Linked DNA regions of Mus musculus: region 2 is linked to region 1. A link is a contact called in ENCODE Hi-C or POLR2A ChIA-PET data. All regions are on one chromosome and are shown on one strand. The core of a region is the stretch at or near the end of the contact, and the rest is flanking DNA. Distances in the headings are between cores, read along the strand shown.

The links. Hi-C counts contacts between places; a loop is a spot of excess contacts on that map. ChIA-PET counts read pairs that join two places held with the same protein, here RNA polymerase II (POLR2A).
Region 2: a loop to region 1 is called in a map of gastrocnemius, with 2.3 times the contacts of the local background. The contact joins the enhancer-like site here to the promoter of Strip2 in region 1. A Hi-C loop is called at or near these places in 1 of 37 maps with a recorded cell type or tissue (gastrocnemius). POLR2A ChIA-PET finds 5 or more read pairs at or near these places in 1 of 5 experiments (Patski).

The regions. Positions count from the first base shown.
Region 1 is chr6:29,913,797-29,919,422 of GRCm38, reverse strand. Strip2 (striatin interacting protein 2) reads right to left here and starts at 2,410. Exons shown (of 21, transcript NM_177204.3): 1 at 2,193-2,410. The coding sequence starts at 2,348.
Region 2 is chr6:30,352,262-30,357,887 of GRCm38, reverse strand. No RefSeq gene overlaps it. Among named protein-coding and RNA genes, the nearest start is that of Zc3hc1, 36 kb to the left of the region's middle. Within about 2 kb of position 2,061, at least 1 of the 3 ENCODE cell types and tissues checked has a DNase peak (open chromatin) inside an H3K27ac peak, as active enhancers do.

The sequences.
Region 1 (5,626 bases), core at 1,161-3,660:
GGAAGGAAAAGCAGATTTGGGCACTGCAAAGATGACAGGGGACGTACTAACAGTCATACCCTTTGCCTTAGAAGGTGGAAGTAACACTAATTTTTCCAGCAAGGCTTTTGGAGGCAATGAGCCCAGACAGAGATGATTACTGCAGTTGTTCATTTCCAAGCATGAAGAATGCAGCTGCGGAAAGTCAGGAGGTGAAACTCCGGGGAGCCACACTGAGCTCACTGGCAAAAGCAACACACTACGAGAGCCTTTTTCCTGCAGGGGACTGAGACAGGTGGGGATTGTGCCATGCCTCTACTTCAGAAGGAAGACCCAGCCTATCACTCTGGGGTCATTTATTTGCATATTGTGTCTCCCCACCTTTCCTGGAATGCTTGCTCTAGAAGGGCAAAGACCCTTCTGCCTTATTCACTGATATATCATTAACATCTTGTAACTTCATTGCTAGCCCCTCAAAATATTTGATCAAGAACAATGTTTCACTTCCTCCGTTTTGAGCTGTCCTCCAACATGGCCTCACCACCACAATAGTCCTCTGAAACCATGAGCCAAGATTAAACTTTTCCTTCATCGAAAAACACACCAATGTCTCTCTTGAGGAAGGAGGTATAAGGCACTTTTAAAAGAAAATCCCTACAAAGAAACCCTGTCTGTACAAGATGGTGACTTTGGGGGCAGTTTCCCCTGCTCCATTTACCTTTTAGGAACTAGGAGACGGGGGTGAGAGCTTAATGGCAGTGTATATGCTAGTGTTGGTCTCTGTACAACAAATAACCAAATAGACAGATTGATCACTTTGGAAACTGTGAAATACTATTTAAATGAATCACCACAGACTAGGACTCCCTCTGCCCCTTAACGAGAATGATGACAGTTATAAGTACTGACCAATTAATTATATGAACTGTTTAAAAGGCTTTGTGTTCGATTATCTCAACCTTCTGAGTTATTCAGTGGTAACTGTTTTACAAAAGAAACTAGGTTAGTTAATTTGCCTAAAGCCACACAGATAATAAATGGAGGTACTGAAACAGACAGACAGACAATTGGCCAGACAGACACTGAAACTTGGTGGTTTTGGCCATTCACTGTCAGCCAAGTGTCTGATCTCAGGAGAGTTGGTTTTATCTCTTTTACCTTTTGTCTCTAGATGACCAGACCCCTTTTCTGCTGCTGGGGATCAATTTAGAGTCTTGTGTAAGCTACACAAGCACTCCATCACTGAGCCACATCCCCCCAACTCCGTGGCTTCTACGTAGTAAAATGAAAGGTTAGGCTCACTGTGGTAGCATATTTTGTAATCCTAACACCTGAAAAACAGAGGCAGGAGGATCAAAGCTCTCCTCAGTTACACAGTGAGTTCAAGCCCAGCCAGGGCAAGTTGTCAATAGACGTTGCCATGGGCTGTCTCAAATAATTAAATCCAGATGAAATCGAATCAAATAAAGGCTAAACCAGATGACCTTCACATCCCCTTCCACATACATTTCGTTCCCCCTGAGTCCCTGCTTGTATGCAGTTTTGCTCTTGGTTGATAGATGGAATATGGCTAGATAAAATGTAGGGGAATAATAATAATTCATTCCTTTCCATGTCCCAAGTTAGTTTTTTTTGGTTTTGGTTTTGTTTTTTTCCTAAGAAAAGGTGGAAGATATTTAAATAGCCATCCCATTAGCTGCATCCTGGGACTGCTACTCTCAAACGTCGCCCTGGTCCTATCCCAGCTTGAATCCTGTCTTTCAACCCTCCTAGAAAAGGGGCGAGCTGTTCGCGGAAGGCGCTCCCTAAGCCACCGCCATCACCCGAGGGCAGGAGATATAGCAAGGGGAAGGCTGGTGCTCCAGGCTGGTCTGGTCCAGTCCAGTGCCAGTTGCTGCAGTGTGAAGAGGGAGGGCGTGCTGCCCGCCAGCCCACCCTCCCCTCCCGCGGCAGAGCTCGGGCTCCCGCCCCTCCGTCCAGTCCCTGCACCTCTATGCGCTGGTTCCCCATCGGTACACCGGGATCCAAATTCCGGCTTCACCGGGCGGCAGCTGTCAAGTATCTGGAAAGTATCTGTTACGCTCTTCGCGCCGGTTAGGAAAACCGCAGGCCAAGGCAAGAAAGCGGGCGACCCGCAGCGGGAAGGGACCGGGCTGAGGGCCGCTCCACCTCAGCCGCCGCTTCCCGCTGGCGGATACCTCCGGGTTCCTCACCTCCGACTCCCGCCGCTGGTTGCGGAACGTTTCCCTGCCCTTGGGCACGGCCGGCTTCCCTTTGCCGCCGTTGCCGTTCCCGTTCCCATTGCCGTTCCCGTTGCCGTTGTCATTAGCAGGAGAGCCGGCGGGCCCCGGTGCCGCGGGGTCGTCCATGCTGGGAAGGTTCCCTTCAGCGGTTCGCCTCAGCGGCTCCCTACCGTAGCTCCAAGATCTCTGCCCAGGGCGACCCCGCCACAGCGCGCGCCCGGGACCAGGCCCCGCCCCCTGAACTCCGATTGGCTGTAACTACTCTCCGAGGCCCCGCCCCGAGATGCGATTGGCTAATCAGCCATCCAGAGGCGGGGGCTCTTTCAAGGAATATTTTCCCCATGGACCCCCGGCATTTTTACTGCTCAGTTGCTGGTAGCCTGGGACTAGTAGACTCCACGTCCAGCTCCACGATTCGAATTCTGAACCCTGAGCGCAAGGCGGCTTAGCTCCGTGCTGCATGCTCTTTTCAGTGCTGTTCCTGTCCCACATAGCAGCCTTTTCCTGAGAGCCCTAGTCCATCCCTGGTCCAAAGTGCCTACGTTTCGGCGGTACTAGACCCGGACCCCCTCATCCAGGCTGCTGCACGCCTGTGACATCCCGCTTTGTCGCAGAAAGGGCTTGGCCTTCAGGATAACCTGAGCCACCACACCATAAACTTACCCTCTCAGGAAGCTTTCGGAAGAGAACTCTTGGAGGAGAGAATGAGAGTTGCGGGGAGGGACCTAACTGAAATCCCTGAGGGCTGCTCCCTGTCATTTGTCCCTAGCTGTGTGGGCGCCTTCTTTTTGGTGCGAATAGATGGCAAGCTCCCACCCTCACCCGCTGCTCTTTCCTTCCCATTTCTAAAACAATCCTAATCTAAGTCTAAGATGTTGAGTTCGATCCCCGGGTCCTCACTTGGTGGAAGGAGAGAATGAACAGCCAAAAGTTGTCCTTTGACACCAGACCTCCACACATGCTCCTGGTGTCCTCCCCGATTCCCATATACAAACAAATAAATATTTAAATTGAAAAGAAAAAAAAATCCTACGCCCTAAGAGCTAAAAGTAACCAGAAGGTAACCGGGTAGTTGAAGGCTGTGGATTCGGCTCTCTCCCGAATACAATTTAAATATATTGGCAGGTCTGGCTTGACAATGGATGAAGGGAATGGGAGGGACCAAATCGCTATGGTAACCCATGACTTTAAGACAGTGAAAGGATCATTGAGTTGGGACTGTGCCAAGCGTTGTATGTGTTTTCTTGGTACCACACCTCTTCCGGACAGGTTATTTTTTACGAATCCAGTTTTTATTGATGAGGAAATTCTGAAGCACAGAGAACACCCAAGGATTACATTAAGTCTTGTCTCAGTGTGGTAAGTATGCTGCTCTATAGAAGAAACTTCCGTTCACTTGGTTTACTTCAGTCTTGGCGTTTCAATTGCTGTGATAAAAATCCATGACCAAAAGTAACTTGGGTAAGAGAGGGTTTGTTTCATCTGATAGCCTACAGCTCATTACCTAGGGAAGCAGGAACTGTGCTTTCTGGCTTGTCCCTCCTCGCTTTTTAATACAACTGCTTACAGTGAGCCAGGCCCTTCCACATCAACCATCAGCCAAGAAAATGCCCCATAAACTTGCGCACACACAGGTCAGACTGCTGGGGTGTTTTTCCTCAATGGAAATTCCCTCTTCCAAAATGACTCTTTCTGGTGTCAGGTTTGCACAAAACCAGCCAGCACAGCTACTGATCTTTAAGATGACTCCTACTTCTCTACATTTTTTTTTTTTTTTGATCCTCCTAACTGTATTAGGTATGTTGCTATCAAACCAACTTTGCTGGGATCCCAAATTCTAGTACTGTATTCTTCTCAACCAATGGAATTATTTCTCCTTTTCTTAGGAATAATTCCATTCTTTTTTAGACATGGTTTCACATTGTAGCTCAGAATAGCCTAGAACTATGTAGCCTAGCCATGGTAACCCTCCTTCATCCTCCTGAGTACTGGAACTACAGACATGAGACTTTGTACAGATCTTAACCCCATTTCTTTAAAAAAATATATTATTTATGCATATGAGTCTTTTGTCTGTGCAGCAAATGCTTCCTGGTGCCCATGGAGGCTAGAAGAGGGAAGATGTCCTGGGACTCGAGTTACAGATGGTTGGGAGCCACCATCTCAGCTCCTCTGCAAGAGCAATTTGTGGTTTTAATGACTGAGCCATTTCCCCAGGCCCTCAACTTTTTTCTTCTTTACCTTTCTGCTAGTTGGCAGGTGATAGGGGGAAGGAGGACATCAACCAAGACCATATTCTTTGGAGATTTCTGGGTACTTTTCATGGTCCCCAACATTTCACCAGTCTTCCAGTCCCACTCCTACGCCACTGTGGATGTAAGCTTCTTCGTAGGGTCAAGCTTCATTGTGATTTTTTTTCCCTAGAGCTGAGGACTGAACCCAGGGCCTTGAGCTTGCTAGGCAAGCGCTCTACCACTGAGCTTAATCCCCAACCCCCGTTGTGGTTTTTTGTTGTTGTTGTTGTTTATTTTTTGAGTCACAGTCTCATGTAGCTCAGGCTGGCTTAAACCATGGTTTAAGTGAAGATGACCTTGAACTCCTGATCTTCCTGTCTCCAAAGTTCTGGGGTTACAGGTGTGCACCACTAAGCCTGGTTCTTCATTGGTTTTGCATACCACATTTCTGTATGTTTAACACAGGGGGTCACAATCTATGGTGTATTAACATTTTGGACAGAAAAATTAAGGCAGAGTGTCCATATGTTTTAAGCTGTTCAGTAGAGCTTTTGGCTGTCCCCAACAGATGCCAGCAGCATTTTCCCTTTAGTTATGACAACCAAAAATGCCTTTAAACATTGCAATATATCCCCTGGAGAGCAAAAATCTCCTGTTGCAATATCTTGGCTTTGTAAATAAACTCATGTGAATTTATTTCCAAGAAAGTCTTTGGCTCAAGGCACAAACTACTTGATTTTGGAATTTTTCAGGGTATAATTTGTTAAAACTCTTAAAAATGTACAATCTACATTAAAATCCACAATCCATGCTTAGGTTATGCCTGCTTCAGTGCGACACCCTTGCCATAGCAAAGCCCATTGGGTTTCTTACTAAAGAGTTCTTTGTCTAGCTCTCTGTTCTTTGTGTACCTGTTGTCTTAAGCAGTCAATTGCCACTTAGGATTGACAGTCCCAGAAATGATTTTCCTGTGATCCCAGCTGGTCAGGAACATCCTCACAGGGTCTCCTTTTGAGGCTTTCTTCCTTTTCCTGTTTATCCCTAGGGCAAAGACTGATGTGTTTGGAGTGGCACTGAGGAGGTCTTCTCCCGTTGGCTTCTATCTAAAGGTAACTGAGCCTAGAGCTCCATCTGGCTTTGCTTTCAGAGATGGGAATTGAAAATGTGAAG
Region 2 (5,626 bases), core at 812-3,311, 440 kb before region 1:
ACAACTCTCCTTTCCAAATGGTTCACCCTCATTTCTGCATCATTTTTCGGGTGTTTTGATTTGTTTTGTTTTGTTTTGTCTTAGAAAATGTCTCACTTTGTAGCCTTGTCTGGTCTGGAAATTTTGTCAGTGGTTCTTAACCTTCTTAATGCTGTGGCCCTTTTAATACAGTTTCTCGTGATTTTTTTTTTCTTTTTACATGACTAATTAATTTTGCTACACTTAGGAATGGTAATGTAAATACCAGTTTTCCGGTGGCCTTATGTGACCCCTGTGAAAGGGTCACTTGACAACCCCTCCCACGTTGGGTTGCAACCCACAAGTTGAGAACCTCTGCTCTATTTAGACTAGATTGGCCTCAGACACAGAGACCCACCTCCATGTGCCTCCCTAGCGCTCTTATGGAAGGCAGACACCACCTCGCCAGCCTCGCCACAGCATCTGGCTTTGTCTTGTCTAAGTCAGTGTAGACTGGAAGTTGGGGCTGCCTGCTTTGTAGCACAGACCAGTCCAGTGATAGGAAAATGGACAGCATGGAGGTGGGTGCCCAGAGAAGAGGAAAGAGAATGTATTTAGTGAAGATCCAGAGAAGTGGAGGATGCTCTCCTTTTTTTTTTTTTTTTTTTTTTTTTTTTTTTTTTTGAGACAGGGTTTCTCTGTATAGCCCTGGCTGTCCTGGAACTCACTCTGTAGATCAGGCTGGCCTCAAACTCAGAAATCCTCCTGCCTCTGCCTCTCGAGTGCTGGGATTAAAGGCACTCCTGAGGATGCTCTCCTTAAAGTTCAGGGCTAATCCCTTGTATCCAGCATTAGAGACATTGTATCCACCATTAGAGGCGTGCAGAAATGCCTAAAGACCAGACTGACTGGGAAGCCAGAAGAGAAAGCCACAAGAGGAGACGAGCCACTGGCAGCCACCTTGCTCCACATGGCTGCACTGACGCCAGTCCTCCCAAGGTGTCACCAACACTCAGGCTGAGTCACTCCAAACCCAGCCCACAGAGTTAAGCCAGTAACAAAACCTGGAGGACGTGGCCACAGGGCCAAGGGCCAGAGCAATGTCATCACGGGCAACCGTGCAGCTCGGGCCCGGCAGATGACCCTTTCCTTGTGAGCATTCCAGGGTGTGTGACTGATGCTCACTGACCCCGATTCATGGCGGCACGGAACACAAAGAGGTCATTACTGCCCCTTGATCCACCGGGGAAACTGAGGAATGGAGTGGGGAAGCAGCTTTGGCCCGTGAGTCAGTGGTACAGGTCATGAGTTCATTACCACCCCGTCAGGTCAGTCAGGTGCCTATGAAGCCACACTTCCCAACCAGAAGTAAACATGGCTGTCCAGGGCCAGGGAAGGGAGGGCCTTCCACCCAGTGCCCTTTCCATACCTGTCCAGCGGTAGAACCAGACACAAAGTTGCAAAGACTATGGCCTGACTCCCTGCATTCAGCCAAGGTCAGAGTGGGGAGTGACAGCCAAGACGGCACACAGGTTGTGGCCAAGCCAGCTCAGAGTCAGTCGGGATCTGGCCATCTGGACTCAAATACTGGATGCCCTTGTTATCAGTCTGTCTTCTGAGCCAGCTCCTGGGGCCTCTGCTTCTTGATATGTAAAAGGGGCAGGAGTAGTCAGTGTCTATGTCAAAGGGCTGCTTAAGAGCTAAGGGACCTGATGTTTGTTACGTGGTTGCTAAGCAATCCTTAGCTGCACACCTGGCCACCCGTGTCTCCAGGCTGTAGGGACTTTTGGGTCTGAGGAAAAGAAATGGGCACTGGGCTCAGGCAAAAACATCCCAGAATGTCTCGCTAGCTCATCCTTGCTATGGGAAGGATTCTTCTCGCCCAGTGGCTCTCCCCCATCAGCAGAGGTGCTGGTACTTCAGCTCGATGCCCAGTTTTAGAAGCATCGGGAAGCAGCATCTTGGGCAACCAAACACCAAGTGAGATAACCACATTCTTGCCAGCCTCCTCCAGCCTTGGCTCAGGGCCCAGCAGGGCCACCCTTAGGAGATGGTGCTAAGAAGACAACAGGCAAGCTAATTATAGGCCCGGCCTGCTGGGCTGTGGACACTGCCTGTTTGGCCTGCACGGCTTACCTGAGTCATCTATCCTGCGGCCACTTGAGCCTGGATCTGGACTAGCAGGCCACAGGGAGTCAGGAGCGCCTTCCCTGTGCTCAGTCTGGTCAGCTGCACCACTTCCTGCCTCTTTTCCCCTCAGAAAGCCAGTTGAGGCAGGTGAGCACCCCAGATCAGAGGCCAGAAGGCCTAATGCCTACTGCGAGGTGAGCACAATGCTGGGATCCCAGAGTCTCTGGAAAAATCACTTCACAGGTCAAAGTAAAAGGCATAGAATGAACAGGGCAGTGGCCTCCTCCTTCCACCACACGGTCCACACCTCCATCCTCTCCCTGAACCTTACTGGTCTGCAGGGGCCCCAGCTCTCTTGCTCCTCAGTGGTCAGCTGTGATCTGGGCTCAGTTCCCATAAACTTAGCCCAGGAATTTTTCAAAGTAAAAGGAGGGCAAATATGGGTGCCGTGGTTCAAAAAATCAGTCTTAAAATCACAACAGAGTTAGAAAACATTCTTTGAGGCGTTAAAAATGAGGATAAATGACAAGAAAGTCCCCAGCTCTTTGGATTTAGTGCATTAGGGAGGCAAGGGTGTGGCAGGAGAAAAACTGGGGGTACCCTCTGTGAGGGGAATGTTTGCACCCATAGCAGGGCTCATCTGTGCACTAGAAGGCCAACATGGAAAGCTGTGAACCCAGACTCGGGAGGCAGAGGCAGAGGGGTCAGGAGTTCAAGGTCAGCTTTGGATAAGTGGTGAGTTCAAGGCCAGCATGGGCTACATGAGGTCCTATTAAAAAAAAAAAAAAAAAGCCAAAGGGGCCGTGAGTGAGGTCGGGCAAGAAACAGGAAGTGATGTGGGTGGGTGCTGTTTTGTTTTGCTTCTGTTTTTGAGAGGGAGAAGGAGAGGGAGAGTGTGTGTGTGTGCCAAAAGCCATAGGTCTCCTAGAGCAGGAGTCACAGGAAGTGAGTTGTCTGACATAGACGTATGGGATTGAACTCACGTCCTTTGGAAGAGCAACACTTGTTCTTAACTCTTAAGTCACCTTTTCAGCCCCTAATTTTTTTTTTTAATTTAAAAAAAAAAGATGTGTGTGTGATTGGAGGGGTCTATCATGGCACAAGAGTGGAGGTCAGAGGACAACTTTGGAGTTGATTCTGTCTGTCTACCTTTAGGTGGGTCCTTGTCATAACAGCAGCCATCTCACCAACCTGTTCTCTTGGTTGTTTTTGTTTTTGTTTTTGTTTTTTCCCCTCCCTGTTTTATTTTAGTTATCTATCTATTTATTTTGAGACAGGGTTTTTCTGTGTAGCCCTGGTTGTCCTGGAACTCACTCCATAGACCAGGCTGGCCTCGAACTCAGAGTGCTGGGACTTAAGGCATACAACCCGGCCTTCCTTCCTTTTTTTTTTTTTTTTCCTGACAGGGTCTGTATCTCCCTCTGTAAGCCTGGCTGACATGCCTCTTGCTATGTAGTGACTGTAAGGCTGGACTCAAACTCAGAGATTCTGCCTGCCAAGCCGCCCACGAGCTGGGGTTCAAGGCTTGTGCCCCTTCACCCTGCCTTGTGTTTTGATATTTGAGACAGGTTCTCTTGTAGTCAGCTTTAAACTCTCCATCCTCCTGCCTCTACCTTGCAGGTGCTGGGATCACAGGTATGTACCATGATGCTTGTCTGTTTTAAGGGAGCCATCCTTTTGGGGTAGGAATGAAGTTCTCTGCTCCCCAGGAGAGTAGACCACCAAGCGCCTGCCCGAGAGCTTTGCCTGGCCTCTCTCCGCAACTCCCACAGCACTAGAGGGTTGGTGACACCCTCTGCCATCTGAGCCTCAGCGCTCCTGTTGCCGCCCACAGCCCCTCATGCTTTCTACCCTTCTTGAAGTGAGCCTGATTACAGACTGCCCCCCTGGGGGAGGGAGCGGAGGGAGGGTGGAGGGAGACCTAGTTCTGGCCTTGCTGACTAAAAGAATGACCTCAGTGTCATAATGACTGGCTTTCTGGTTAAGCTGCCAACCTGGGTGCCTCCCCACTCTGGCCTTTAAGATAGCTCCACACAGGATGATTGTGTCTGTCGGCAGAGAGCAGTTGGGCTCCTGTAGCAGGAGTCCGTCAGGAGATGGTCCGGCCTCACCCTCAGTACCACCCCATTAGACGGGGCTCATAATGGAACTCCCCAGGACAGAACCCTTCATTTTTTTGTTCTTATTTTTTGGTTTGATTTGTCTAGACAGGGTTTCTCTGTGTAGCCCTGGCTGTCCTGGGTCTCTTCTCTGTAGACCAGGCTGGCCTCAAACTCCGAGATCTGCCTGTCTCTCTTGAGTGCTGGGATTGATTAAAGGTATGCTGGCCTGGCTCCAGGACAGAACCTGGGAACCAAGAAGTCTCTTACCACTCTATAATCTGAGGGGAAAATCAGGGCACCGAGTCTACGTATGACTTTGTACATGAAAACACTCTGCCAGTTTAAAAGTGAGATTGGCAGTAGATGCCGTCCATACCTGTAATCTCCATGTCAGGGCCAGCATGATGCTCCACGCAAGCCTGGAGACCTGAGGTCAGCATTCAGACCCCAGTATGGGTTGCAGGGCACCCTGCTCAGTCTTTGGTTTTGGGGTTTTTTTGTTTTGTTTTGTTTTGTTTTTTCTGTGATAAGCCATTCTGACTGGAAGCCTCCTGGGGAGGAAAGGGTTTATTCATCTTACATCTCCATCTCTGAGGGAGGTCAGGCAGGAAAATGAGACAGAAACGAAGCAGAGGTGAAGCAGAGGTCGGAAGGAGCCCTGGTAACTGACTTGCTCTCCCTGGCTTGCTCAGCTGTTTTTATAATACAACCCGGGCCTATCCGCCCCCGGATGGCACCATCCTCCGAGGGCTGGGCCATCCTCCGTCAGTTAGCAATCAAGAAAATATCCCCACAGACATGCCCACAGGCAAGCCCAATGCAGTCACTTCCTCGGTTGAGAGTTCTCCCAGGTGTGTCAAGTTGACAATCAAGATTAGCCACCACACTGTCACAACAAAATCAAAAGCTGAAGGAAAGACTGGGTCAAGAGGAGAAGACAGGTAGCCTGGAAAACAGAGACTGCAGGAAAATCGCCCCGAGGAATCTGAATGAGAAGCAGGCCATGGGCCAGGAAGTGGCTCAGGACATCTGAAGCCATACATAGAATGTGACAGGCAGATGACCTTTTCATTGGGATCAGGACTGTGCCCCACCTTTGGACCACTGAACCAGCAAGCCACCCAGAGAGATGGCAGCTTGTCACAGATGCCAAAACTGCCATGAATGCTACTGTAACGGGTTATCCATTCCTGGCAAGAATCTAGACAGCCTTTGGGAGATCTGATCTGTGCCCCTCCAACTACCCAAGCAGGAATTTAGTGCCATGGAGGTGATCGTGGGGACATCCTCCAGTTGTTTCAAACTCCTGACTCTCCTCAGCCTTGGAAATGCTGAGATTACAGTAAGACCCACCATGCCTCACTAGCCCCAGCCCTTTGCTGTTCTGAGGAATCCCAAATGCAACGTTCCCTGTGTTCTTGGCTAACCCAGTGATA